Regions from separate parts of the Homo sapiens genome. Here regions 1, 3 and 4 are each linked to region 2. A link is a contact called in ENCODE Hi-C or POLR2A ChIA-PET data. All regions are on one chromosome and are shown on one strand. The core of a region is the stretch at or near the end of the contact, and the rest is flanking DNA. Distances in the headings are between cores, read along the strand shown. Region 1 overlaps ARHGAP26 (Rho GTPase activating protein 26). Region 2 has its middle 100 kb from the start of NR3C1. Region 3 overlaps ARHGAP26 (Rho GTPase activating protein 26). Region 4 overlaps ARHGAP26 (Rho GTPase activating protein 26).

The links. Hi-C counts contacts between places; a loop is a spot of excess contacts on that map. ChIA-PET counts read pairs that join two places held with the same protein, here RNA polymerase II (POLR2A). Pooled maps may share reads with other maps.
Region 1: a loop to region 2 is called in a map of A673, with 1.9 times the contacts of the local background. The contact joins two enhancer-like sites. A Hi-C loop is called at or near these places in 1 of 168 maps with a recorded cell type or tissue (A673), 2 of 37 single-sample maps with no recorded cell type and 2 of 50 pooled maps. POLR2A ChIA-PET finds 5 or more read pairs at or near these places in 2 of 52 experiments (MCF 10A and activated CD4-positive, alpha-beta T cell).
Region 3: a loop to region 2 is called in a map of mammary epithelial cell, with 2.7 times the contacts of the local background. The contact joins two enhancer-like sites. A Hi-C loop is called at or near these places in 2 of 168 maps with a recorded cell type or tissue (MCF 10A and mammary epithelial cell), 17 of 37 single-sample maps with no recorded cell type and 7 of 50 pooled maps.
Region 4: a map of heart right ventricle shows a loop between it and region 2 (2.2-fold over the local background). The contact joins two enhancer-like sites. A Hi-C loop is called at or near these places in 2 of 168 maps with a recorded cell type or tissue (IMR-90 and heart right ventricle) and 2 of 50 pooled maps.

Annotation. Positions count from the first base shown.
Region 1 is chr5:143,212,300-143,214,999 of GRCh38, forward strand. ARHGAP26 (Rho GTPase activating protein 26) reads left to right here. Exons shown (of 23, transcript NM_001135608.3): 22 at 1,698-1,789. LOC124901099 (a long non-coding RNA gene) reads right to left here. Exons shown (of 2, transcript XR_007058981.1): 2 at 2,138-2,300. Among named protein-coding and RNA genes, the nearest start is that of ARHGAP26-IT1, 21 kb to the left of the region's middle. RefSeq lists enhancers at 1,485-1,534, 2,114-2,662, 2,663-2,700. Within about 2 kb of position 1,255, at least 6 of the 41 ENCODE cell types and tissues checked have a DNase peak (open chromatin) inside an H3K27ac peak, as active enhancers do.
Region 2 is chr5:143,505,993-143,508,692 of GRCh38, forward strand. No RefSeq gene overlaps it. Among named protein-coding and RNA genes, the nearest start is that of NR3C1, 100 kb to the left of the region's middle. RefSeq lists an enhancer at 1,232-1,526. Within about 2 kb of position 1,384, at least 7 of the 41 ENCODE cell types and tissues checked have a DNase peak (open chromatin) inside an H3K27ac peak, as active enhancers do; they include mammary epithelial cell, where a contact is called at or near this core.
Region 3 is chr5:143,007,816-143,010,515 of GRCh38, forward strand. The region is part of intron 11 of ARHGAP26 (Rho GTPase activating protein 26); the gene reads left to right. Among named protein-coding and RNA genes, the nearest start is that of ARHGAP26-AS1, 140 kb to the left of the region's middle. RefSeq lists an enhancer at 940-2,139. Within about 2 kb of position 1,381, at least 8 of the 41 ENCODE cell types and tissues checked have a DNase peak (open chromatin) inside an H3K27ac peak, as active enhancers do; they include mammary epithelial cell, where a contact is called at or near this core.
Region 4 is chr5:143,044,026-143,046,725 of GRCh38, forward strand. All of the region lies in intron 14 of ARHGAP26 (Rho GTPase activating protein 26), which reads left to right. Among named protein-coding and RNA genes, the nearest start is that of ARHGAP26-IT1, 150 kb to the right of the region's middle. Within about 2 kb of position 1,262, at least 3 of the 41 ENCODE cell types and tissues checked have a DNase peak (open chromatin) inside an H3K27ac peak, as active enhancers do.

The DNA.
Region 1 (2,700 bases), core at 5-2,504, 290 kb before region 2:
TTTAGCACTTTTCACAGCCAAGTCACTCCTCCTGTCTGCTTCCCAGCCTCTCAAGAAAAAAAAAAAAAAAAAATGCCTCTTATATTCCTCCCTGGAAAGTTGCACATAGGATGTTTGGTCCTTGCTGGCCAATACATAGACTCGGTTTCTTTGGCTCACAGGCAGTGCCCCTTGTCCTGAACTTTATTCTGTCATCATAATTAGCCAGGAAGAGCTGTTTTCCTGTTGGAGCTGGTGAATACTAAGGACTCTTCTTTCCTTTGTTCCCAGGGGTCCCACTTCATTTTCCCCCACTTTCCCAATGTTTTCCCACCTGGCCATCATCTCTTGGCTCCTAGAAAACCAGAGGGAACAACAGTAAACTATGGCCCAGCAATAAATTCGAGATAACCATTTACTCTGATCACTCTGCACGATGGAGACCATGTGGCTCACAAAGCCTGAAATATTTACCACCCGGCCCTTTGCAGAGAAAGTTTGCCACCTTCTGCTCTAGAACAGTGGTTCTCAACCCTCACTGCACGTTGGAATTACTTGGAGAGCTTTTTTAAAATACTGATGCCTGGCCGGGCGCGGTGGCTCACGCCTGTAATCCCAGCACTTTGGGAGGCTGAGGCAGGCGGATCACGAGGTCAGGAGATTGAGACCATCCTGGCTAACACGGTGAAACCCTGTCTCTACTAAAAATACAATAAATTAGCCAGGCTTGGTAGCAGGCGCCTGTAGTCCCAGCTACTCGGGAGGCTGAGGCAGGAGAATGGCGTGAACCCAGGAGGCGGAGCTTGCAGTGAGCCGAGATCGCACCACTGCACTCCAGCCTGGGCGACAGAGCAAGACTCCGTCTAAACAAACAAACAAAAACTACTGATGCCTGTATAATATCTGCATATCTGGGTAGAACCTAGACATCTGCATTTTCTAAATGCTCCCCAGGTGTTTCGGATGCACAGTGAGAGTGATTGTAAACATTCAACGGACATGAGAAAAGCAAAAACAAACCAAAAAAAATGCCTCATGTCCCCTCTCCCTTCTTCCTCCTCCCCACACTCCCCATACAGGTGCACGTGTGTGCTCATGCACACACATGTGTAATTGCCCTCATGCACCTTGTCTATTCCCTCCCCTGGGGGTTGGAGAGCTCCAGCTCTGGAATCCTGTCTCACCAGCAAGACCCAGTCTAGTAAGAAATCAGGAACATCTGGGAGAGCTCATGTCCGCCCGTGGCCTGGAACTGAAACTTGGCTTTGCTGGAATTTCTTCTTTTTGACTCACTGAGCATTGCCAGCTTTCAACAGGTTCTGTTGGGAGTGTGTTCCCCAGAGCAGCTTGGAACTTCTTTCCTGCCCCTGCTTCCCTCCCTTCCCCCAAGGCACTCCTGCTCCAAAAATGGGGCCCAGCCTGCCCTCCCGCTGTTTGGCTGTTGTAACTCCCAGGTAAAGTTTTAACATGGCACAAGGTGACCCCACAAAAAGTGTAGTTTCTTGAAGCTTATGGCTTTTCTCTGAATATTTCTCATTTTTCTCCTGTGATCTTTGCAGCTTTCCCACCTCATGTCTTGCCATCTGGCTGCCTTGCCAGGCACTTCCCACGAGAGGGGACTAGGTAGCTTACAGGGAAAGGGAAGAAGAGAGATGAAATGTCTGGGGCTTTCTAAGGGTTTTTTCAAAAATGTTAAATAAACTCCTGTTTTCACACAGCACACCGTTCCGGAAGGCAAAAGCCTTGTATGCCTGCAAAGCTGAACATGACTCAGAACTTTCGTTCACAGCAGGCACGGTCTTCGATAACGGTGAGTTTCTCATCCCCTCACAAAGATATGGGCGGGGGGCGGGGGCAAGGGGAGCACATAAATAACTGGCATTTTCAAAGCTCCTCCCGAGGGAAAATCTCAATACAATGGGTAAGAAAAAAAGTGTGTGTGCGTCTGTGTGTGTTGGTTTCTGTGTCTTTTCCCAAAATAAAATAGCAGCAGCAGGACTTCCGGAGACATTGTGAAGAGTGGACTAGTGTAATCAGCTCCATGTTGAGTTGTTACCACTGTAAATGAGATTGTGCCTGCAAAAGACCCAGCCCAGGACCTGGAAGTGGCTTTAAGAGATCATACACATCACATGTTTAAAATGGTACTCAACATGTATTAAGCATTCACTAAATTAATATTTTTATTATTAAAACCATCATCATCATTGTATCCATCTTCGAAAAAGGCCCTGATGCTCTCATAGTTCACAGTGACAGTTTTTCCTCACTTTTGTCTGGGCAGTGGGTGCTGCACCTGATTCCGTGGGTCCTGGCTGCATCTGTAAACACATTCCAGGCCAGAGCAGAGATGAGTTCCTGGGGACCAGCCCTTGACTGTAGTCACGTCCACAGGGGCTGCCATTGTGTGTGCCCAGCCCCTGCATTCAGCATAGCAGAGATATCCATCAGGTACAGGTAGACAAAAGGGGGAACAAGGCACAGAACATGAGGGTCTCTCCCAGGTCACACTCAACCCTTGGCCTTCTGGGTCAGCAGGAGTGGGAGGGATTACCCCAGAACTGCATGTGGGCGTCTGAGTCTGCATTCCCTTTTATCGTTCTCAAAGCCTCAAGCACTGTCCTTAAGCCTTTGCTCCATTAACTTTCATCTAGGCCCTTTATAAATCAAAATGCACGAACAGCCAGCCCAGCCACCTCTCCTGTCCACAGCTGGTGCTTG
Region 2 (2,700 bases), core at 134-2,633:
CAGAGGGAAGGGTATGTGTAGAGCCCCAAATGCAAGAAAGTGCATGGGACTTGGGGTGGTAGCCATGGTTGTTTCAGGCTGACTGTGGGTGACAATCCAATTCCATTATCTTGACTCCCTCCAGCCATGCAGGCTGCTGCTTTTAGTTACCAGGCAGCACTGACTGCTGTAGCTGGGGACCTCAAATGCTCTGTTTGGGACATTCACCTGAAGAAGGTGAAGTGCAGTCTACTGCCTCTTCTATACCAAGAGTCGCAGTTGGGGCAGCTGGGAAAATCACCAGGAAAATAAAACCAAATCAAACAAAATTAATTTAGAGGATAGTTTATATACATAAGATAGGGAATACTAACGATTCAGATGCAAACACTCTAAGTACAGAATGGTATAAGACAGGAAGAAAATCCCTTTCACGAGTCACAATTCAGAAGGTCAATTCAAACCTTTAAGTGATAAACCACATTTCTAGTCAAGCTGAATACAGAGTACAGTATTTTATTTGCTAAAATCTGAATGGTTACTACGAGCCACCCAGCTTAGGTAACATACCCAAAATAATCTCTATGAATTCCCACAACACTCTTATGGGATAGCCATTATTATCTCAATTGTATAAATGAGAAAACAGTGGTTAAGTCACTATAAGGTCACAGAGCTTGGATCCAAACCTAGTGCTTATTTTACAGCCTGTGCCTTTAGCAACTATACCACCAGTATATTTAATCATAACTAATAGAAACAAACACAAATATTGAGTGATTACTTTTATTTTTTATAAGATAAACAGACCAAGAGAAATGCTAGTTAAAAGCATTTATCTTTAGAGCAAGAATGCTCCATCCTTGTAGAAACATTGAGACAAAAAGAATGCATAAGAGCAGCAGTTTTAAGAAAAGTTTGGTGAAACTAAGTGAAATTCCAGGCATGAGCAATCAATTTAAGATTCTATTAGGAAAGCAAAACAATGAGATTATTTCAATTATTGAGTTAACAATGAGATTTCACCATCTACATTCTAGCCATGAGTAAGACATTTATTTGAATCAGATAAGGAGATATAATGTCATTTGAAGGAGGCCCAGTACATTTAATAACAGAGATAAATGAAACTGACAATGATCTCATACTTTATAAATCTAAACAAAGGACCAAGGTTAGACACAGGGATCCTAGTGGTTGATGAGTTAGTTAAAATGCCGCTTTTTACCCTATCTATTGGAGACCAGACAGGATTTTTGTTTTCTTCCTCTAAACAAGGAGGTTAAGAAAGAATTAATCCAATTGCATTTAAAACAAAGTGCAGGAGCAAGAAACAACCTTGAACCTTCCTTACTCAAATAGCAGCTCTGTTGGTAATTTAATCACTAACTGAGTTGTGTAACTTGCCTATGACAAATGGTAAAATACCTACAATGTGGAAATCTGCCAGAGTAATTCCTTCACAGGAATGGGAGGGAAAGGCTCAGCCAGCTCACACTCATACCCTGCCTCCCTATGCTCAGTGTCTGAAATTGCTTCTGTATTAGGAGAGAATATGGGAACTGTTCTGGATCTCAGGAGAATGTGAAGTCACTGAAATGTTTTTGAATACCCACTTCCCTTCACTCCCCTTCCCACCCTACTTGGTACTTGCTGGCATGTGGCACCATGTGAGCTACAGGCAGTGCATAATGAAGTCTAAATGTTAGCAAGGAATGGACAGGAGATCCTGTGGTGTGTGATCTGGCTTGTCCTTTCTGCCTTCCTTGCGCTAATGTTTAGTTTCAGACACGGAAATTTTGAATGGGATCAATCTGAACTGTTCCTTTCTTTGCTGATAAGTACAACTTTTCGTTCTCCAGTCTCAGCTTAAGCTTCATTGTCTCTTGGAGGCTTTCCTAAGTCACCTGAACTACATTAGGACTCCTTGGCACACACTTCCACAGCTCCCTATGCTTTCTAGTACTAAACACACTTCTTCCATCTTCTCCAGTGCATCAGAGGGTTCACTGCAACATTTCAACACCCAGTCACAATGTCTGGCATGTTGCTTGCCTTTAGTCAATGTTTGCAGAATGAATGGTTGCCTTTGTCATTTTCTTTTTAAAAAGGTATTGTAGACAAAGGCAGTGGTTCACGCCTGTAATCCCAGCGCTTTGGGAGGCTGAGGCAGGCAGATCACAAGGTCATCACAAGGTCAGGAGTTCAAGACCAGCCTGGCCAGCAGTGAAACCCCATCTCTACTAAAAATACAAAAATTAGCTGGGCATGGTGGCACACATCTGTAGTCCTAGCTACTCGGGACGCTGAGGCAAGAGAATTGGAACCCGGGAGGCGGAGGTTGCAATGAGCTGAAATTGCGCCACTGCACTCCAGCCTGGACCACAGAGTGAGACTCCATCTCAAAAAAAAAAAAAAAAAAAAAAGGTATTGTAAAATATTTAAGACAAACACAAATGTGTAAATAAAAATATTACAAACCCCCACATATTGACTACAGATTAAGAATGAAAACAATATTGATACAAGTTTAAGTCCCTACTTAGTCCTCTTTGATCACATTCTGCTCTCTAGAGGCAACTAGTGGTCTGAATTTGGTGACTACTATTTCCATGCATTTCTTAATACTTTCACTACACATATATGTAAACTTATTGTTTTGCATATTTCTATAGTTTGTACAAGCATTATACTATATGTATCCTTCTGATATTGACTTCT
Region 3 (2,700 bases), core at 131-2,630, 500 kb before region 2:
ATGTTTGATTGCTGTTTTAAAAAAGATTAAGAACCATTGATTTAAACGTTGACCTTAGATTGTCTCCTTTCCTTTCCCTTCATCTCTTAATTAGTTTCAGTTGGTTATATTACATTGCCAACAAGACCAATGCCACAGGGTCCCTCAAATGACATTTCCCATCCTTAGCCATTTATCCCATAGGGGATACATTTCCATCACCAGAAGAGGCTTTTTGTTTTGTTTTTTTAAACACAAAGTGGGAAGAGAAGGAAGGAGGAAAATGACAGTGATGAAGATGAAAGTTAATCCTTATAGAATGTTCAATAGGCCATAGAATTTACATTCAGTGCTGTGTTGAATATTGTATATCTATGATTCCATTTAATTATTACAACAATCCTAAGTGGTGGAGAGTGTTACTATCCCCCTTTTTCAGATGGCAAGACTGAGGTCTAGGGATGATAACTGATGTGCATGTTAGCCAATAAACAGTAAAGTTGGACTTTGAACCTAAGCAGTAGATTACTACAAATCTGTCGCCACTGACAGACACAATTCAAAAGAGCAAGCTGTTTTGATTCTAGTGATGGTGGACCCACTTTGTCATGCAGAGGAGATGAGATGATATTCGATGGTGTAGAACCAGCCTGTTGTTTTAAGATGTTGACACATTGCCTTATTCAGTGTGTCTCCACATTGGTACATCAGGGGAACAGCCAGGTGGGAGGAGACTTGGAGAAAACCTCAGGGGATCATAGAGTTTGGATGTGCATTTGGGTAAAGATGGTGCAGTTTAGAGAGGAGCATCAGTTTTAAACAAATTTCCTTATGAACCTATTTCCCCAGCATCTTTATTTTGTCCAGATTTTGATCCAAAGTGTGGTATGGCTAAGCTCTAATGCAGCTGTGTGTGAAAGGGAAAAGTTAGATTGTTTTGTCAAATTTTTGCTTTACTTATGTCTTTAATATCTACATTTGAAAAACAAGCCTCTCTGTTTTCTCAGTATGGCTTGGATAATGGTAATAAAGGTACTCATAGAAAAATTCTGGGAATCCAGATGACTCTGTGTATTCTCTGTTAATTCTGTAGGGACATGTAAACTGAACTGGCTCAGCAGTGAACAGAATTTATTGCAAAATCACATCTTGGTGCAGAGGAAGCATATGAAGGCTTTCCTCGCCCTCCTTTGATTTATTAAATTGTACTTTCATTGCAGCTTCTGGGTAAGGACTCAGAATTGCAGTGCCCTGTGATTTGTATCAAAGAGCTACTCTCCCCCCCTGGTGTTTATCGTCAGGATCGAACCCTGTGGTTCAGAGAGAATATGAAGTGTTACTTCTATACTAGATGCCAGCTGGTTGCATGGGTTGGTGGTAAATACTCCAGGCTAGAATCAGAAGGCTGTTCCCAGTTTCATTTTCTTTCTGACTCAGGGCAAGTTCTTCCTTCCGGTGATTCACCTGCCCAGCTGCCCACAACATCTCACCTTTATCATCGTCAGCATCATCATCGTCGTCATTGTCATCATCGTCATCACAATGACTTATTGATCATGTGGTTAGTGGTTAAGTGCTTGGGCTCTGGAGACAGACCGTGGGAGTTCCTGTCTGGACTCTGCCCATTTCCAGCTGTCTGACCTTGGCCATGTGACCTAACTTCTCTAATGCCTCAGTTTTCTCATCTCTGTGAAAGGAATAATTAGGCTGGTATGAGAACCGAATAAGACAATGCACACAGAATGCTTGGCATGATGTCTGGCACATGGCAGGGGTTTTGTCATCATCATCATTATTAATTTCTATCTGTCATAATTATTCTTTAATGATTCTTAGATGGACCGTGATAAGATAAAGTAAACACATGTAATTTCTCTTCTTCAGAAGCATATACTTGAAAATAGATACTTGTTGGCACGGATCTTTAACAAATCTTCATATACAATGGTCAGTAGAAACTAGACTATACCTACATCAAAGTATAGAAACCCAAAGGAGATAATGTTCCCAAGTTTTAGAGTACTCAGATAGAGCTTAGCTTCAGTTGGGTTGTTGAAGGTGCATTAACTGTTTCAGTCTTCTGAGGAGCCACAGATCAGGCATTTAGTGCCCCTTGTCCGCTTGGGTTGCTCCTGGAGAGTTGAGTTCTATTGTATTAAGGTAGATGCTCTCAAGAGGCTTACCTGAAAGCATATAAATTTGAGATTGCTAATCATAAGACAAAGCTATGGTCAAAGTGATCTTTCAGGACATTGCTCTTGCCTCTGAACCTCAGTCTGATGCTAGTGGGCAACTGTGAGATCTGTAGAAGAAGGATAGCCCAGAGCAGACTGACCATTTCTAAAGGGTGAATTGCATGCTCTTTGCTTCTGTCAGTATAGAAGGTATTTATGAACCATAATACCAACCACTGGAGTGACTTGGTAGTGATATACATTTGCCACTGCCTAGAAAGGTAAAAGGGTATTGGAACATCCTTTTAGAGGCAAGATAGAATAGTACACCACTGACCAGCTCTGTGTCCTTAGACAAACTGTGTAACCACTCTGGGTCTCAGGTTCCATATCTCTAAAATGTGAATAATACTAGACCTCATCCATATGGTGGTTGCAAGGATTAGATGTTGCCATGTGTGGTGCTTGGTAAGTGCTAGGTAAACAAAACCATTCCTGCTTAGTGCTGTGACTGAGCCACCATCTGGTTGCTTCCCCACCCTGGGCC
Region 4 (2,700 bases), core at 12-2,511, 460 kb before region 2:
TAAGGTGGTCTTTTTTGTTGAGGAACTTGAATACTGAGCCAAGGTGTTTGGGGTTTTTTCTATAGGAAGTAAGAAACTATTAAAAGTTCTCAATAGTGGGATTATATCCATTATAATGCTTTTGCACACAAAAGTGTCAAGAAGACAATTCAGAATAGTTTACAAGGAAAAAAAAAGCATCTATTTGCTCATATAACTGGTAAATCCAAGACAGAAGCATGGCAGAGTCAGGGATGCCAATGATGTCTTTACTTTTGCTAGATCCTTTGCCCCTTCCTTCTTCTGGCTTCTCATGTTCTCTGACCTCTTCTGGGCTTGGTGTGGCTTTGTTCTCTGTGGGAGTGTCCCAGACAGGTTCAGCCTCTGCAGTCCTTGGAGCCTGTGGTCACTGAGAAGAAAGTGCCTTTCTTGACCATGTTGGCAGAAGGCTCCAGCGAGGACTTTGCTTGGTCAGTATGGGGCCATTCACATGATTCGTTTCTCAATCTCAGACCAGTCACATGGCCCATGGCAGATGGCCTGGATCCTGTGCGTATGTTGGGGGATGTGGGGGATGGGGTGGACAGTTGGGGTGGGGACGGGGTTAGTCCCTGAAACCCAGTGGACTGAGCAGGATTATTGATAGGAAGATGGAGAAGTGCTTTCCTGAAATAATGGCTGCTGTTAGCTTTTTTAAAAAAGTATATCTAATACAGATGTAACAATATCAGATTCTAGCATTAGGAGCATATTGTTGGCTCCAATTTGGAGCATGTGTTTGATTATGGAAAGACATGGAGGAGGAAGTTGGTTGTAATAGATCAGGCAAGGCAAACCCTATCAAAGACTGAACTAAATAGGTGCTCTGAAGTCAGGAAAAAAGGACACACTCATAGTGAGTATACAGAGAGAATCAACAGGACTTTTAACCAACTTGATATGGGGGAACAGAAGGGGCAGAGAGATTTCAAAGATGACAGATTATTATGTAAGATGACACTAATGAAAAGAAATATGACATTTTAGACTGGTTTGCTAATCTAAAAAAGAAGCACTTTAGCTCAGTTGTGTTAAGCAAAAGAGTGGTTATGAAAGGATCTTGTTTTTATCACTTTTCTTAGTGGCCTTCACACAAGATATTTGTCTTGTTCTCTTCCTTGATTTTCCTGGGGATAGAGAAAATAATCATGAACATTTGAGAAATGTCATGAAAAAGTAATAACTAGCAGCTGAAAGTCACGAGGGCAGCTGCCTCTGCCAGGAGGACATTACAGACAGACTGGAATCTAATCTGAGATCCAACCAGAGCTGCAAGATGACCACAGTGTAACATCTAATTGAAAGTTGAGAATGATATCCATGATTCTCCCTACGAGTTAAATAAGTTTGAATCTCTCAATTACGGAATCACCAGGGCTCTAGACCCCTTTGAAGGGGGAGCTTCATCTTCTCTTTTGTGAACATGCCCACAACTTCATCAATTCTTGGTACTGGTAGTGTCTGGGCTAGCCAAGAGTATAAAATAAACATGGCACCTGTGCTCCAAAACCTTCCCCTGAGATGGCTGGGCCGAGTGAACCTTTCATTAACTATTTCTTTATTATACATTCATTGGATGCTTATTATGTGCCAGGTACTGTGTAAGATTTGGTTTATCTGTCCAAGGCTCTCAAAAGTGGAGTAGTATGTTTTGGTTATGGAAAATATGGCTGGTCAGGTGCGGTGGCTCATGCCTATAATCCCAGCCCTTTGGGAGGCCGAGGCAGGTGGATCACCTGAGGTCAGGAGGTCGAGAGCAGCCAGGCCAACATGGTGAAACCCCATCTCTACTGAAAATACAAAAATTAGGCTGGGTGTGGTGGCTCACACCTGTAATCCCAGCACTTTGGGAGGTCAAGGTGAGCGATCACCTGAAGTCAGGAGTTCGAGACCAGCCTCGCCAAATAGTGAAACCCTTTCTCTACTAAAAATACAAAAAAATTAGTCAGGTGTGGTGGTGCACACCTGTAATCCCAGCTACTTGGGAGGCTGAGGCAGGAGAACTGCTTGAACCCGGGAGGCGGAGGTTGCAGTGAGCCAGGACTGCGTCATTGCACTCCAGCCTGGGCAACAAGAACGAAACTCCATCCCCAAAAATAAAAAATACAAAAATTAGCCGGGTGTGGTGGTGTGCACCTATAGCCCTGCTACTCAGGAGGCTGAGGCAGGAGAATCCCTTGAACCCAGGAAGCGGAGGTTGCAGTGAGCCAAGATCACACCACTGAACTCCAGCCTGAATGACAGAGCAAGACTCAGTCTCAAAAAAAAAGGCTGAGAATTAAGCAAAACCAGAGACTTTTTTTGAATTACTTCGAGTTTATTTTTTTGTACTCTTAATACATTGGAGGACTTTGGGTTGGAAGAGGAATATGAGAGCCAGTGCTTTGAGAATGTCTTCTTTGTACTGATCAGGATTCCTTAAGAAAGCTTGCTAAAATTCCTCATAGCAAGTGCAGTGTGGCTTTGTACTAGTGTCCTACCAAGAGCTACCCTTGATCCCTTCCTCCTAGCAACAGAAGTCATTAGTCTTTAGAGAGTGAAAAGGACTCTCAAAGACTTGCAGATTCCTAGAAATAGAATGCCTTCTGTGTGTCTGGGGGTTTTCCCCCCTGAATATTAAGTAAAGATAAATCTTTCCAAATTTTAGCCCAACTTTTTTATCTATACTATTTAATATGTAAA